Linked DNA regions of Mus musculus: region 1 is linked to region 2. The links are chromatin loops, found by intact Hi-C in ENCODE. Cell type or tissue: heart. All regions are shown on one strand. Each heading gives the region's core, and the rest is flanking DNA. Links, peaks and the distances in the headings are about the cores only.

Region 1 (7,842 bases), core at 1,963-6,962, 110 kb before region 2:
GAAAAATTATTTACAATTATTTGGTGGATTCAAACCCAGGTCCTTACATATTATACCAACTGAGTTACAACCCCAGCCTCTTCCCTTTTAAAATTTTATTTTCCTTTAAAACATTTTTTTTTGTTTTTGTTTTTGTTTTGTTTTGTTTTTTGTTTTTTTGAGACAGGGTTTCTCTGTGTAGCCCTGGCTGTTCTAGAACTCATTCTGTAGACCAGGCTGAAAACATTTTAAAAAGAATTTATTTTATGTATATGAGTACACTGTTGCTGTCTCCAGACACACCAGAAGAGGGCATCAGATCTCATTACAGATGGTTGTGAGCCACAATGTGGTTGCTGGGAATTGAACTCAGGACCTCTGGAAGAGCAGACAGTGCTCTTAACCACGGAGTCATCTCTCCAGCCCCCTAAAACATTATTTTTATTATTTTAGATTATGTGTATGCCTGCATAGGTTTGTACACATAAGGGCAGGTGCCCTCAGAAGCCAGAGTCATCACATCCCCTGGAGTTGTAGATCAGACCACTGGAAGCAACTTGATATAGATGCTGGGAACCAAACTTGGATCCCCTGGAGGAGTAGCAAGTGCTTAGTCACTGAGCCATTTATCTCTCCAGCTATCCTCTATTTTACTTAGTTAGGGTCTTGCCTGGTCTCTAATTGTTGCTTGTCCTGGCTCTGCCCTAGTGCTAAAACCTCCTTTCTGTGCTCTTCTTGGCAAAAAAATGTACAACCTGGGCCATGGAGATGATCCAGCAGATCAGAAGCCCCAAAAGGTCGAGAGAGAGACCTGACTGTAAGCTGTACTTCCATCACCGCGCACACACTATGCTACTTGCATGCAAAAAAGAAGTAAATGTAAAATAATGTTTAAATGTACAACTTAACTCTAAATTGAATGGCCTTTACTCTTGCAAAAAATGTCAAGGTCAAGAAGTACAAAGACAGCCGACAAACCATTGCCACCACCACATTGGCCTATTCTGTAAACTCCGAAAGTGTGGATTCTCCCCTGTCTTGTTCACTGATGTGTTCTAGACACCTGGCATAAGAACTGAAGATGATGATGATGAAGAATAAGTTACCTCTTAGCACTTCTGCTTTCTTTATCATCAATCATGCCTCTAATTAGTTACCTTTTTTTTTTTTTTTTTTTTGGTTTTTCGAGACAGGGTTTCTCTGTGTAGCCCTGGCTGTCCTGGAACTCACTTTGTAGACCAGGCTGGCTCTGCCTGCCCCTGCCTCCCAAGTGCAGGGATTAAAGGCGTGCGCCACCACCGCCCAGCTGATTAGTTACTTTTGTTACTACTTTTGCAGCTGTTTCCAAGTCTGGAATAAACTTTCTGGAGGCTGCTGTTTTGTTCTGCCTTCGGTTGTATCCCTCGAGTTTAGCAAGCACTCAGTACACAGTTGTTGTGAGAGTGAAGTGTTCTGAAATGCTGATCTCATTGTCTTTAGCCCTGATCTTACTCTTAAAACCTGTTTCTCCAACTGGCAATATAGCATGCCTAGCACGAGACCACACTCCATCAAGCCTGACTCTCTCTTAGCATGCAATGGCCCTCCGTTTGGCTCTTGACATTCTTTCAATTTCTACATCTTCTAGCTCAGCGGTTCTCAACCCTCCTAATGCACGGTGACCCTTTATCCAGTTCCTCTTGTTGTGGGGACCCCCAACCATAAAGTTATTTTCACCGCTACTTCATAACTGTAATTTTGCCACTGTTATGAAATGTAACTGTAGATACCTATGTTTTCCGATTGGGGGTGGGTTTCACGACCCACAGATTGAAAACCTCTGCTCTAGAGTCTAGCCTCCCTTAAACTATGCCTTGCCCTTTGCCTGCCAGGCACTTGTGTTCCCCATTCTTTGCTCAGAAAGGCGCACCTGACCAATGTGTGCTTGTCCTTTCGGACTCAGCTGAGGTCACGTCTCCTGGGTTTGTGTGGGTAGGGGTGCATAGCTCACCCCCCCCCCCCCCCCCGCTTGGTCTTGCTCAGGCTTTTGCTGACATCTGATTGTTGTGTGTTGAGCAGAAGGGTTGAAGATTAGCTCGGAGAGAATGTTGATGTTGTAGAATGTAGAGTAATGAGAGTGGCTGGCGTGGCTGGCACTGAGGTTAGGGCAACTAAAAGCCAAAGTATGGACTTCGGGTCATGGAGACACGAGACCTTAGGGTCTCTGACCCTCCAGGCAGGAGTCAGGAGCCCTGTCTTGGTCCCTCTGACTTGCATTTTCCCTCCCCACTCTCCCTCAGGGGGGGATGTTACCATCACTGATTTGCCAGTGGCACTAGAGCAAATCCAGGATAACGTCCACGCCAATGTGCCACCCGGAGGCCGGGCTCGGGTGTGCGCCTTGTCCTGGGGAATTGACCAGCATGTCTTTCCTGGAAACTATGACTTGGTGCTGGGGGCGGATATCGTGTACCTGGAACCTACCTTCCCGCTACTGTTGGGGACTCTCCGACACCTGTGTGGGCCCCACGGCACCATCTACCTGGCCTCCAAGATGAGAGCAGAACACGGGGCAGAGACCTTCTTTCGGCGCCTCCTGCCCCAGCACTTCCACCTGGAGCTGGCCCAGCGGGATGAGGATGTGAATGTCAACATCTATAGGGCCAGGCACAGGGAGGTGGCACCTGCCGGACAGCACCCCTTCTGTTGACCTAACTCTTGTCTCAGTGGAGGAATGGCATCCCTCCAGAGCCGCGAACACCAAGAGGAAAGAAAAGGATGGATCCCCCCCCCCAGTCCCCGTCTCCCATCCCCCACCCCATCCCCGTCTCCCCCCCCCCCCTTTCTTCCTTCCCTCTTCCCTTCGGTTCCCTTAACTACTCTTGGGAAGATGCAGAAGGGTGGCTGCTTGTTAGGAATGGCAGAACCCCAGGAGCTTTGAGTTTAAAGCCTAAAGAAAGCACCCAACACTTGCCTTCAGAGGAAGGCGATCAGGATAGTTAGGACTAAATGGCATGAACAGTCCCTGCAGAGAGATCACCACTTACACTTCTTTACATAGCATGGACTCTTTAAAACTCTTTGACTTTTTGTTTTTGTTTTTGTTTTTTTTTTTTTGGTTTTGCAAGACAGGGTTTCTCTGTGTAGCCCTGGCTGTCCTGGAACTCACTCTGTAGACCAGGCTGGCCTCGAACTCAGAAATCCGCCTGCCTCTGCCTCCCAAGTGCTGGAATTAAAGGCGTGCACCACCACTTCGTGCATCTTTGCCATTTTTTTTAAAGATTTATTTTATTAATATATGTAAGTACACTGTAGCTGCCTTCAGACACTCCAGAAGAGGGAGTCAGATCTTGTTGTGGATGGTTGTGAGCCACCATGTGTTTGCTGGGATTTGAACTCTGGACCTTCGGAAGAGCAGTCGGGTGCTCTTACCCACTGAGCCATCTCACCAGCCCATCTTTGCCATTTTTAAAGGGAAAAACAGGCATTAATTATCTCTCCTGTATCTCTAAACATTGCCAGAAAGCTGGATGCCAAGATACTCCAGAATGTCTGTCTCTTGCTTGTTGAAATAAGAGTCTCAATAGGGGGAGTCTTCCTAGACCTGAGCCCCAGGAGGAGAATCAGAGATGTCCCGTTGGTCTGTAGCTTCTTCATCCTTTGCAAAGCTCAAGACCTGATCACAGGCATCATGTGATCACATTCTGGATTGGGTTCGAGGTTCTTCTAATCTCTAGTTCTTCCTTCCACGTCAGGTTTTCCTTCTTGTTTTGCCTTCGGTTCTTGTCTCTCCCTCTCTGCAGCAGTCTGGCTCTTTTTTTACTTAGCCTTTCGGCACACAACCATCTTTGATGTGTCTGCCACTGTTCTCTTAACCTAGATGCCACGCCTCAAGCTCTTGCCATCTTCCAAAACCTGCTCTAATTAGCTTCTACTGTCAGAACAAACGTCTTTGCTTGGTACTCAGGCCACACACACCTGCTCCTAAACTACTTTGTATCTCATTTCCTACTCTGCTTCTTTTGCACTTTTAGCTAAAGTGTCTTAACGCTTTGTTCCCTAACTCTATGGGCATTCCCTGGCCTCTCCACTTTTCCGATGATCCCTTCCAGGAAGGGCCATTGCTCTCTGTCTACACTTATGCTTTGCTTCTGGAATCAAAAAAAGAAAAAAGAAAAAGAAAAATAAGAAGAAACCACTCCTTTTCCCGAGCTTTCTGTTTGGATGTGGTTTCCTTGACTGGAGATCTTTTAACTGGTTAGGGACCTTATATTGCCTTACCCGATTCTTATTTCCTCAGACCAATAGATGCATTGGAGGGTAGAGCTATGATTTATGCATCACCGATCCCCTGAAACTAGCAACAGCTCCGGGCACACATATGTTCAGTAGATATTTTACTAATTCAGCAATTATTTATTGGGTTTGTTGAAGGAACTCTGCTTCTCCAGGTGACCTTGGGCAATTTCCTGAGCCCACCCTACTTACCTGCCGTGTGTGTGTGTGTGTGTGTGTGTGTGTGTGTGTGTGTGTGTGTGTGTGTGTGTCCGGACTCATAAATGGATAATGAATATAAAAGTACATTGGAAATAAAGAAACAAAGTGTCACCTACATGTCTTGTGTTGTTATTTCGCAGCAACTTTACCGCTAAGTCTTTTGTGAAATATTTTAATGAATTTAAAAGAAGCGGGCACATCCCTCCTGCCAGCAGGTGGCAGCATCCTCGCGCCACGCGTTCTGGGAGGCGTTTTGGCTCTCGCGCCACGCCGTAGGCCGGCGTCCCGTCTGTGCGCCGATGGGCGGGAGGGCCAGAGGGATGTCGCTTCTGCGGTCGCTGCGCTTCTTCCCGGTCGCGTGCACCGGCCGCTCGGTGAGCGCGCGCGCCCTTCCCTTCTCCCGACCCTGGCCCCGCGGATGGTGCTCCCCCTCCTCCCGTTCTGCTCCGGGAGCTCATCCCTTTCTCCTTACTCTCCCCAGGCGAGGGCTGTCCTGCTCCAGCCGTCCCAGCCATGGCTCACGTTTCACGCCGGCCCCTCGCTGTCCTCTGCTGCCTCCAGCAAGGAGCTCCTTATGAAACTGCGGCGGAAAACCGGCTACTCCTTTGTCAACTGCAAGAAGGCTCTGGAGACTTGTGGCGGTGACCTCAAGCAGGTGGGAGGAGGTGCTGCGAGATTTGGTGCTACGGCTCCACCCCATTCTTTCCTTCCGGGGGTCACTCTGCGGAGCATAGACATGACCTGCTGCTGCCCAGTGTCCTGTGCGACAGAACTGGCCAAAGAGGAAAATTTGGCTTAAACGAGAGCTTTACCCTTCGACTGCGTTTTCACTGGAAGCAGTTAACCTAGAAACTTAACTTGCTGAATTCCATGTTCCTTATGGCTATGAGATTTGCTGCTGCCTGGAGATCGGTGTTTGTATAAATTTAGGAGTTAGACTCCAGAGGCTCTCACACCCGCTCAAACTCTGGAGATCGCAATGAATCCTTTCGTGTTGTCAGCGTTGTCTGTATAATGAAAACACTACCATCTATCCTATAGTGGGGTTGTAAAGATTAAAAGTAGAGAAGCAACAGCGACTACAGCGCTTGGTGTAAAGCATTTAGTAGTTTCTCTTATAGAATGTGGGTGTGCAGAAAAAGTCATATGGGGGCTGGAGAGATGGCTCAGCGGTTAAGAGCACTGGCTGCTCTTCCAGAGGTCCTGAGTTCAATTCCCAGCAACCACATAGTGGCTCACAACCATCTGCAGTGGGGTCTGATGCCCTCTTCTGGTGTGTCTGAAGACAGATACAGTGTACTCATACATAAGATAAATAAATCATTAAAGAAAAAGAAATTATAAAAAGTCATATATGGTTTGGACATATTTTAAAGTACCTTTCATTTCTAGTTCCTGTGACTGACTTTCCCCTCTGTTTCTTTTGCATTTGTAGGCAGAGGACTGGCTGCACAAACAGGCCCAGAAGGAAGGATGGAGCAAAGCCGCCAAGCTCCACGGGAGGAAGACTAAAGAAGGCTTGATTGGACTTCTGCAGGAGGGAAACACAGCTGTTTTAGTAGAGGTGCGTTGTTGGGATGCCACATACTAGAAACAGCTGTATCTTGGAGAGTACGATCTGTGGTGGACCCTTTGCATGCTTAAGGAATCTGTAAGCGGTGGCTCGAGTGAAGTCCCCAAGGCCTCCGTTATGTGACGGGATTAAGAATGTAAATGCAGGGCTTGAGAGATGGCACAGTGGTTAAGAGCACTGACTACCCTTCCTGAGGTCCTGAGTTCAATTCCCAGCAACCACATGGTGGCTCACAACCATCTGCAATGGAGTCTGATGCCCTCCTCTAGTGTGTCTGAAGACAGCTACAGTGTTCTCATATATAATAAGTAAATATTAAAGGTAAAAAAAAAAAAGAATATAAATGTCTTGATGGGAATTGTCCTAGCAACCTAGATCATTTATTCTAAATGTTAGACTTAAAATGTTAGACTGTAAGTGGTGGACTTAGAAACTAGTAGCAGGGTGCGGCAGCTCTCGCCTGTGTTCACTCCATACTTGGGAGGCCGGAGGATTACTGTGAGTTTGAGGGCAGCTAGGCTACAAGCTGGAATCCTGGCCTTTACTCTTAAACAAAACAAAACAAAAAACACGGTAAGAAAGTTGGTAATTATAGTAATGTATTACTCGGTGTATTGATGACTAGTAAGTAGCAGGCTTAGAGGAGTCTGTGGGGTCAAGGCGTGTAAAAAACAGATAAAGCTACAAGAAAGGAACAACATAAACAAATGTGGTTTGGGAGATGAACATGGTAGTTTGTGGGTGTAATTCTAGTGCACGGGAGGTAGAGGCCAGAAGGTCAGCTCAGGGTCGTCCTGGTCTACCTAACGAGTTCAAGGCCAGCCTGAGACACTTTCACAAACAGTAGGTGAAGTGGCCATGGTGCGAGTCCCTCAGGGTGTTCTGGAATCCTGCTGGGTATGCAGGCCTCGGCTGACTAGTTCCCTGGCTTCTGCCACCCCGGAACTGTGGGCCTGCAGCTTGTTCCGTCAATACCTTGGACAGGTCTCCAACCTTAAGGCACTTTTAGAAACTATTAGTAAACAGCTTATACAGCAATATCCATGCATTCCCACAGGTAAACTGTGAGACAGATTTTGTCTCCAGAAATTTAAAATTTCAACAGTTGGTCCAGCAAGTAGCCCTGGGAACCATGGCACACTGTCAGAACCTGACGGATCGGCTCTCCACGTACAGTAAGGTGAGCGTGAGGGTCGGCTCCAGCTTGCTGAGTTTTTGTCTTCCACATTTTAGGGTCTGTTCTTTTTCTTTTTTTACCTTTTTGGGGTGAGTGATTGAGGATTGAACCCAGGAACTTGGGCAGACTGTTCTACCAATGAACTGCGCTTCTCTTTTTGGGTGGGGAAGGAGTTGAGACAGGGTTTCTCTGTGTAGCTCTGATTGTCCTGGAACTCACTCAGACAGGCTGGTCTCTGCCTCCTGAGTGCCACCTTCTTTTTTGAGACAGGATCTCTCTAGGCCTGGCTTCTCTGGGACAAGGCTGGCCTCACACTCACAGAGATCTTCCTGCCTCTGCCTCTTGAACTCTGGAATTAGAGAGATGAGCTATTAGACCTGGCTTCCATCATTTTTTGGGATAGGGGTTCTCAATGAACCTGGAGCTCACCCCTTGAGCCAGACTGGTTAGTAATGGATTTCAGAAAGACCACTGCCACCTCACTGCTAGATTACAGATGCATGCCGTCTTTTTATGTGGGTGTTGGGGATGCAGCTCATGCTGTCCGATGTGATGACCCTGAGGGAATACTTCCCAGAAGAACTTCCCTCAGCCATGTTGACCTCTCAGTCCCAGCTAGATAGCATTGATCGTCCCT
Region 2 (7,842 bases), core at 1,034-6,033:
TGCTGTTCTTCCAGGGGCTCAGAAGCCAGGGAGGTTGGCTTACAGCCACCTGGACTCCAGCTCTAGGAGATCTGATTCTACCTTCTGGCTTATGTGTGAAGCTACCCACGCATGTGCACAAACATACATGCATACACATAAATGAAAAATAAATCTTAAAAAGGAAAGAACACCTTGAAAAGCTACATTGTCACTAACATCTGCCTGATATGCCTGGTCCCTGAATCTGGTGTTTATCTCTCTGACGAAGCGATTTGGATATCTTTACTGTATGAGTTTTTCTTAAACGTGCATCTTTCCCCATATATTTTGTTTCTCAGAGTCTTCATGTTGATAGCTTTTCAGGGCCAGTTGACTCAGAGTGCAGTAAACTGAATTATTTGAATAGACCACAACTAAAGTTTCCATTTCTGGTTAGTGCACATCAAAGTTGGGTCCGTTTCCCCCTGTTGCAAAGACTGGGAACATTCCTCAAACAGCTCTTTATGTACATGAGATCTCGTTGGATCTCCCAACTGGAGCCAAGTTGCTGGTCCATAGAATATGGATGTCTTCCATGGTTCTAGAATTATTCTTCAAAGTGGTTTGTGCATATTAGCACCCTTACCCACTGTGATGGTTTGTATATGCTTGGCCCAGGGAGTAGCACTATTAGGAGGTGTGGCCTTGTTGGAGGAAGTGTGACACTGTGGGCATGGGCTTTAAGACTCTCATCCTAGCTGCCTGGAAGCCAGTCTTCTCCTACTGGCTTTCAGATGAAGAGGTAGAACTCTCAGCTTCTCCTGCACCATGCCTGCCTGGATGCTGCCATGCTCCCACCTTGATGATAATGGACTGAACCTCTGAGCTTCTAAGCCAGCCCCAATTAAATGTTGTCCTTATAAGATTTGCTTTGGTCATGGTGTCTGTTCGCAGCAGTAAAACCCTAACTAAGACACCCATGTTACTCACACCAACTCAAGGCACTGTCAAACCTTTTACTCTTCTTTTAAAAAATTTATTTATTAACATTTATTTATTTATTATATGTAAGTACACTATAGCTGTCTTCAGACACTCTAGAAGAGAGCATCAGATTTTGTTACAGATGGTTGTAAGCCACCATGTGGTTGCTGGGATTTGAACTCAGGACCTTTGGAAGAGCAGTCGGAGCTCTTAACCGCTGAGCCATCTTACCAGCCCCTTTTACTCTTCTTAAATTTGATATGAAGCACTGCCTTGATTTTTGTTTCTATTTCTCTGGCGATTAATTAGTTAAATTAGCATTTTTACCCATTTTTTTTCTGTTTTGGCCATGTAGGTTTGTCTTAGGAGAGTCACTGTTATCTGTATTTTTCCTGTTGGAATGAATTGGGGTTGGGGATTTAGTTCAGTGGTAGGGCACTTGTCTAGCTAGAAGACCAAGGGTCCAGGTTCAGTCCTCAGCAGTGTGGTAGGGAGGGGCAGGTTTGGGGGTGTGGTCAGGGAATCACAGGAAGACAATAAAACAAACAAAAAAAAAAAGATCAAGGCAACTGTTAGAAACAGACAATGTTTGTTTTTGTTTATATATATGTGTGTGTGTGTATGTGTGTAAGATGTTTATGTTGTATGAGGGTGTGTGTGTGTTTGTGTTTGTGTCTGTGTTGTGTGTGTGGTGTTTATGTTGTGTGTGTGTTTGTGTGCATGTGTGTGTTTGTGTCTGTGTCATATATGTGTGTGTTTATGTTGTGTGTGTGCTTGTGTATGTTGTGTCTGTATATGTGTGTGTGTGTGTGTGTTATTTATGTTGTGTGTGTGATGTTTATATTGTATGTGTGTTTGTGTGTGTTTGTGTCTGTGTTGTATGTGTGTGTTTATGTTGTGTGTGGGGCATGTGGGGTGTGTGTTTGTATCTGTGTTGTGTTGTATGTGGTGTGTATGTAGTGTTTATGTTGTATGTTGGGTATGTATGTTTGTGTCTCTGTTGCGTGTGTGTATGCGTGTTTTTGTCTATGTTGTATGTGTGTGATGTTTATGTTGTGTGTGTGTTTGTGTCTGTGTTGTATATATGTGTGTTTATGTTGTGTGTGGGGTGTGTGCTTGTGTATGTGTGATGTGTGTGTGAGTGTATGTGTGGTATGTGATGTATGTGTGGTATATGATGTATGTGTGTGGTGTGTGCATGTGTGGTGTGTGCATGTGTGGTGTGTGCATGTATGTGTGTAGTGCCGGGGATCCAGCCTAGATCTTCACATGTCAGACAAGCACTCTTCCACAGAGCTGTCTTTATTCTCTTCCCCCTTTCCCACCCATGCCAGGGATTGAACCTGTGGCCTCACAGATGCTCAGCAGTAGATGGTCTACCTCTAGTCCTCTTCCTACTTTTTAAAAAGTAGCGGGCTGGAGAGATGGCTCAGTGGTTAAGAGCACTGACTGCTCTTCCAGAGGTCCTGAGTTCAAATCCTGGCAACTACATAGTGGCTCACAACCATCTGTGATGAGATCTGTTGCCCTCTTCTGGTGTGTCTGAAGACAGCTACAGTGTATTTATAATAAATAAATAAATAAATAAATAAATAAATAAATTTTTTAAAAATAAAAAATAGAGATAAGGTCTCTCTAAGCCCCTTAGGGAGGTTTGAATGGCAGGCTTGAGCTGGGGATCACAAAGATTTGCCCTCAGGACTGGCTTCTCACTCATACAAAAGAAATAAATTAAAAAAAAATCATATATATATATAGTGGCTGTCTTCAGACACACCAGAAGAGGGTGTCAGATCTCATTACAGATGGTGTGAGCCACCATGTGATGTGGTTGCTGTCTTTCTCATTTTTTAAGTACAGTGTCTTGGGTCACTTGCAGGAGGACAGCTGTGCCATCTGAGGACCCAGCATGTACCTGGCACACCCCTTTAGAGGCAGATGACAATAGGGCAGACAGTGAAGGCTCAAATGCACATCATCTTGTCCCAGGTCACATAGGTGTACGTGGCTAAGCTGGGGCTCTCCAGCCTTGCACGCTCCGGGACACAGTGGCATTACTGTGATTACATTGTATTAGGGGAGGGTTTGGATCTCATAAAGATTTATCAGGAAGGCTTTCTAGCAAGAGGATGCAATTAAGACATATTTAAAGAGATTGCTATCTCAGCAGTGGAAAATTTTCATTTCTATGTTTTAATGTCAGTAATTGGCATAAGTGGTCCTTCATGGAGAACACAGGTAAATGAGCAGTGATTAGCATTGGACTCTATTGAAAACAAAAACAAAAACAAAGCAGGAGCTGTCCTAATTGGCTCATGTGTGGATGCTCAACATAGAGGCCAGGCAGGATTCCGTTCCTCCTCTCACGTGCGGGATACCTGGGTGACATTAAACTTTCTCTGTGCTCATTCAGCTGCTCGATAACTGTCTTCCTAAGTAGGCATATTGTTTAGAGCTGAGAGTGTTGAGTAGAGCCATGAGCTGCCATCATGGAGTCTTTAGTTCAGGAGAACAATAATCGATAAACCAGACAAACCAGACAAAGATTTAAACACTTGCCCAAAACACCATGAAGGCCACTTACAAGTGAAGGGCTGTGAAGGGTGATGTGGGGGAGGGGAAGTTAGGGAATGTCCTAGATATACATTTTGTGGATGACCAGATACTAGCATTTATTTGGTTAATTCATTAAAAAAAGTTTTAAAGACAGGGTTTCATATATCCTAGTTTGGCCTCAATCTTTCTTTACTTCCTTACTTTCTTTTAAAAAAGATTTGATTTCTATTATGTGTACATATGTTTATGTGTGTGTGTGTATGTGCGCACACATATGAGTGCAGTGCCCAAGGGAGCCAGAAGAGGGCACCAGATCTCCTGGAGCTGAACTGACACATGGCTGTGAGCCTAGATTCTAGGGACTGAATTAGGGTTCTCAGGAGGAGCAGTGTGTGCTGTTAACTACGGAGCCTGCTCTCCAGCCCCAAACTTGAATATTCCGACTTTCTGATGTGGGGAATGTGGGAGCTACAGATGTACTAGAGTATTTGAGGTTTTATGTTATGCTGGGCACACTAGAAAAGCACTCTACTAACTGAGCCATATCCTATCACCTAACACTTAACCCCCCCCTCCCTAATCAGCCCCTGTGTAAAGAGCTTTTTGTCAGAAGAGAAACAGCGTCAGTATATAAAGAAGAAAAGGAACAGGAAAATTGTGGTCCTCTCTCCCTGCTGCTATGTCGCTCAGGCTGGCCTGGAATTCTAGCCCCTGCTTCCTCTGCATCCCCAGGGCTGGGATTACAGGAGTGCACCACTACACCTGACTGTTCTCAGGTATTTGTATTTGTTCTCTTAAAAAAATTAAGAGAACAAATACACCACACCACACCAGGCGGCAGTGGCTCATGCCTTTTTATTTCAGTACTCAGCTCTCGGGAGACAGAGTCAGGCAGATCTCCTTAAGTTCCAGGCCCTAGGAAAGCCAGGGTTATACAGAGAAACCCTGTCTCTCAAAAACAACCAACCAGCCGGGCAGTGATGGCGCACTTCTTTAATCCCAGCACTTGGGAGGCAGAGGCAGGCGGATTTCTGACGTCAAGGCCAGCCTGACAGAGTGAGTTCCAGGACAGCCAGGGCTACACAGAGAAACCCTGTCTCAAAAACAAAGAAAGAAAGAAACAAACAAGCAAGATAAAACCACCATGAACGTCCAGGGATTTTTCCAGGTCTGTGTAAATTCCCAGTCCACACTAATTTCTGGCCCCTTTATTTACTTTCCCCCGTTGTTGAACAGTTCTTGATGCTGCCCCTTCCCCTTCCCACATTTATTCTTCCCGAGCAAAGTGGAAACTTACAGGCATTTGATCACCCGTGGGAGAGGCGTCGAGTTACCAGGAGGAGAGACTAAAAGAAAAAGGGTGTTGAAGTGTGTAGAACCAGAACGGAGCCCCTGCCCTCTTTAGACTGGTATTTGGGTCCACCTGGTGGCCACAAGAGCCTTAACACAAACAGGACCTGTCTGTCTCCCCCTCGTGGCAACCGCTGGTAAGACATGCTGGGAATCCCCTGCTCTTACACTCACAGACACATGATGAACAGCGTTTGTAAATCCCTTAATTTCCATTAAGCGGATGGAGCTCAAAGCTGAACCAGGCAGTGTCACTGCAGGTATAGCATCCTCAGAATCTCCCTGCTGGGAGAGTTAAAATATCCCCAACTATGAAAATCCAATGTGGAGTGGAGCAGGGTGCAAATATATTGCATACTCTCATTGAAAAGAAAACCTTAAGCCGGGCGTGGTGGTGCACGCCTTTAATCCCAGCACTTGGGGAGGCAGAGGCAAGTGGATTTCTGAGTTCGAGGCCAGCCTGGTCTACAAAGTGAGTTCCAGGACAGCCAAGGCTACACAGAGAAACCCTGTCTCGAAAAGCAAAACAAAACAAAACAAAACAACAACAACAAAAAAACCCAACCAACCAACCAACCAACCAAACAAACAAACAAACAAAAAAAAAAGAAAATCTTTATCTTGGGGGCTTGGAAGGCAGCTCAGTAACAGAGTCTCTGTTGAGCTCCTTGCAAGACCCTGGCTCTGACGCAAACACGGCAAAACCAAATTGGAAACAAGATCCAGGCAAACTAGGAATTTATTATGTCATCCATGTTGGCCTCCCACCTATGTAGTCAAGGGTGGCCTTGAACACGTGAACTTCCTGCCTCTACCTCTTGAGCACCTGCAACCCACGTGTGTTACCAACATGCCTGGTTTATGTGGTGCTGGCCATCCAACTGGGGTCGTTGTGCCTGGTAGGCAACTATTCTTCCAGCTGAGCTATCTTACCAACCCAGATTTATGTTTAAAGAGTAATAATTTCGGTAGCAATGAGAACAGATACGTTCTCAGCAGACTTCTATAGACTCTCAGCCAAAGGGGATCGAGTCCCAAGCCTACTAGTAAAATAGAGATTCGGAGGAAAGAAGCCCTTGAGGGCTTCTGAGAATAGGGATGGGTGAGGAATCTGGACTCATTGTCGCCCAGGGTTCTGGCTGGGATAGTACAGGGGCAGAGTGGAGTGTGCCCTGTGAATGCGTGTCAGGCAGGCAGGTTCCTATGGGGATCAGGGCTTAGCTTCACTGAGTAAAAGGACCCCAGAGAGTGTGGAAGAGTGTGGAGGTGTGCTTCGTGCACAAGCAGGGAGCTGAGGGTGAACTCTGATGGGCAAGGGGGTGGCGGCAGTCGACACAGGATCCAGGAAAAGAGGGGAGGAGTGCTAGCGAGCTGTGGGCATGCTCTGTGGGATAAGAAGGGGGTGGGGTGGTAAACTGTGAGGTCTACATTGTATCAAAGTGTCTTTTTAAAAAACTACCTTTGTGCTTCCTGCATCTCCCACTTGCACATTCAGTGCTCGCATTTAGAGAAAGGGGTGTGTTCCAGCTGCAGCGCCTTCAGCCATCACAGCTGGAACACACCCCTTCACCAGCATCCTTCACCAACCCGCTCTCACTACACTGCGGTGGCTGATGTTCCCACTCGCTGTGTGTTCTTCCCCACTTTGCCAGATCCCTTTCCTGCCCGTTACTAACTGGACAGCCTGGCATTCAGGACCGTTAGAATTGGGATTTTCACTGTTGTCGGAGTGTCCATACATGTACACCATGCCAGATGGTAGACACTCCGGCATACATTTCCCACATCCTCAGAGAATCCCCTTCGCCTTGGTCCAGCTAGTCCTTCATTCAACCTTCCCTGGTTCTTTCAAACTTCATGTGTGCGCTTGTACGTGTGTAGGTGTCTGTGTACGCGGAGGCCTGAGATGGGGATTGGCCATTCTCCTTTATTGCTTACTGTTTGAGGCAGAGTCTCTCAGTGAACATAAATTGTTTTAGCTAGATTGGCTGGCTAGCAAGCTCACAGACGCTTCCTGTCTCAACTTCTCCAGCACTAGAATCATAAATCCTATCCCAGTAGCCAGGGGTCTGAACTCAGGACCCCAGGTTTGAACAGAAGCAGTTTATCAAATGAAATGTTTCCCCAACCCCACCCTCACCCCACCTTTTGAGACTTTCAATTAAGTCTTAAAAAAGATTTATTTTATAGACACAGTTATGGGTGTTTTGTCTGCATGAATGTCTGTGTATCACATGTGTGCCTGTTGCTTGCAGAAGCCAAAGGAAGCTGTCAGGTTTCTGGAACTAGAGAAATGTTATGAATGGTTGTGAGTTATCATGTGGGTGCTGGGAATTGAACCTACATCCTCTAGGCCTCTCCAGACCCTCTACACAGTCTTCTTTCTTTCTTTCTTCCTTTCTTTCTTCCTTCCTTCCTTCCTTCCTTCCTTCCTTCCTTCCTTTCTTTCTTTCTTTCTTTCTTTCTTTCTTTCTTTCTTTCTTTCTTTCTTTCTTTTGTTTCTCTTTCTTTCTTTCTCTCCCTCTCTCTTTCTTTTCTTTTTAATCTTCTGAATTCTTTCAGCTCTTATTTTATTCCTGTGTATTAATTTTGAATCCATCTCAAGTCCTTTAAGCCTGTTACGGTAGAAGGATCTCATTTTTGCCTTTGCTTCCTCTCCGATACATATGGCTGCCCAGAGCACACTAGAGAACAATTCATTACAGAGAAAGCTTTAGGAAGTAGCTTAAGTAGGGACAATATATAATGAAGCATACAATTATTTTATAGCAGTTATGTTTTCCAAACTCCTACAAAGAGTGAAATTAGAACCTCTGCTGGGTGTGGTGACACACACCTGTAATTCTAGAATGGAGAGGATGAGGCAGGAGGATTGCTGTGAGTTCAAGGTCAGTCTATATTTCTTAGTAAAACCATGTCTCAAAAGTCAAGACTAAAACTAAAACTTCTCTTGTCCCCTGAAGAATTTCTTGAGGAGGTGCCAGGAAAGAA

The links. Hi-C counts contacts between places; a loop is a spot of excess contacts. Peaks named below come from ENCODE experiments on the same cell type or tissue, not always from the same donor. Only the 100,000 strongest peaks of a DNase experiment are listed, where the experiment ranks them.
Region 1: it touches region 2 in a loop (7-fold over the local background); 23 of 42 quality-filtered maps call a loop at or near these places.

What each region holds. Positions count from the first base shown.
Region 1 is chr10:127,027,731-127,035,572 of GRCm38, reverse strand. Tsfm (Ts translation elongation factor, mitochondrial) reads left to right here and starts at 4,759. Exons shown (of 6, transcript NM_025537.3): 1 at 4,759-4,829; 2 at 4,937-5,110; 3 at 5,891-6,019; 4 at 7,086-7,208. The coding sequence starts at 4,776. Eef1akmt3 (EEF1A lysine methyltransferase 3) reads left to right here. Exons shown (of 3, transcript NM_001205036.1): 3 at 2,259-2,668. The coding sequence ends at 2,668. In heart, for the core only: a CTCF peak has its summit at 4,671 (motif pointing right); a DNase peak (open chromatin) is centred at 4,752; H3K4me3 peaks cover 1,220 bases; H3K27ac peaks cover 673 bases.
Region 2 is chr10:126,916,386-126,924,227 of GRCm38, reverse strand. No RefSeq gene overlaps it. Among named protein-coding and RNA genes, the nearest start is that of Gm30456, 15 kb to the left of the region's middle. In heart, for the core only: a CTCF peak has its summit at 3,799 (motif pointing right); a DNase peak (open chromatin) is centred at 4,957; H3K27me3 peaks cover 480 bases.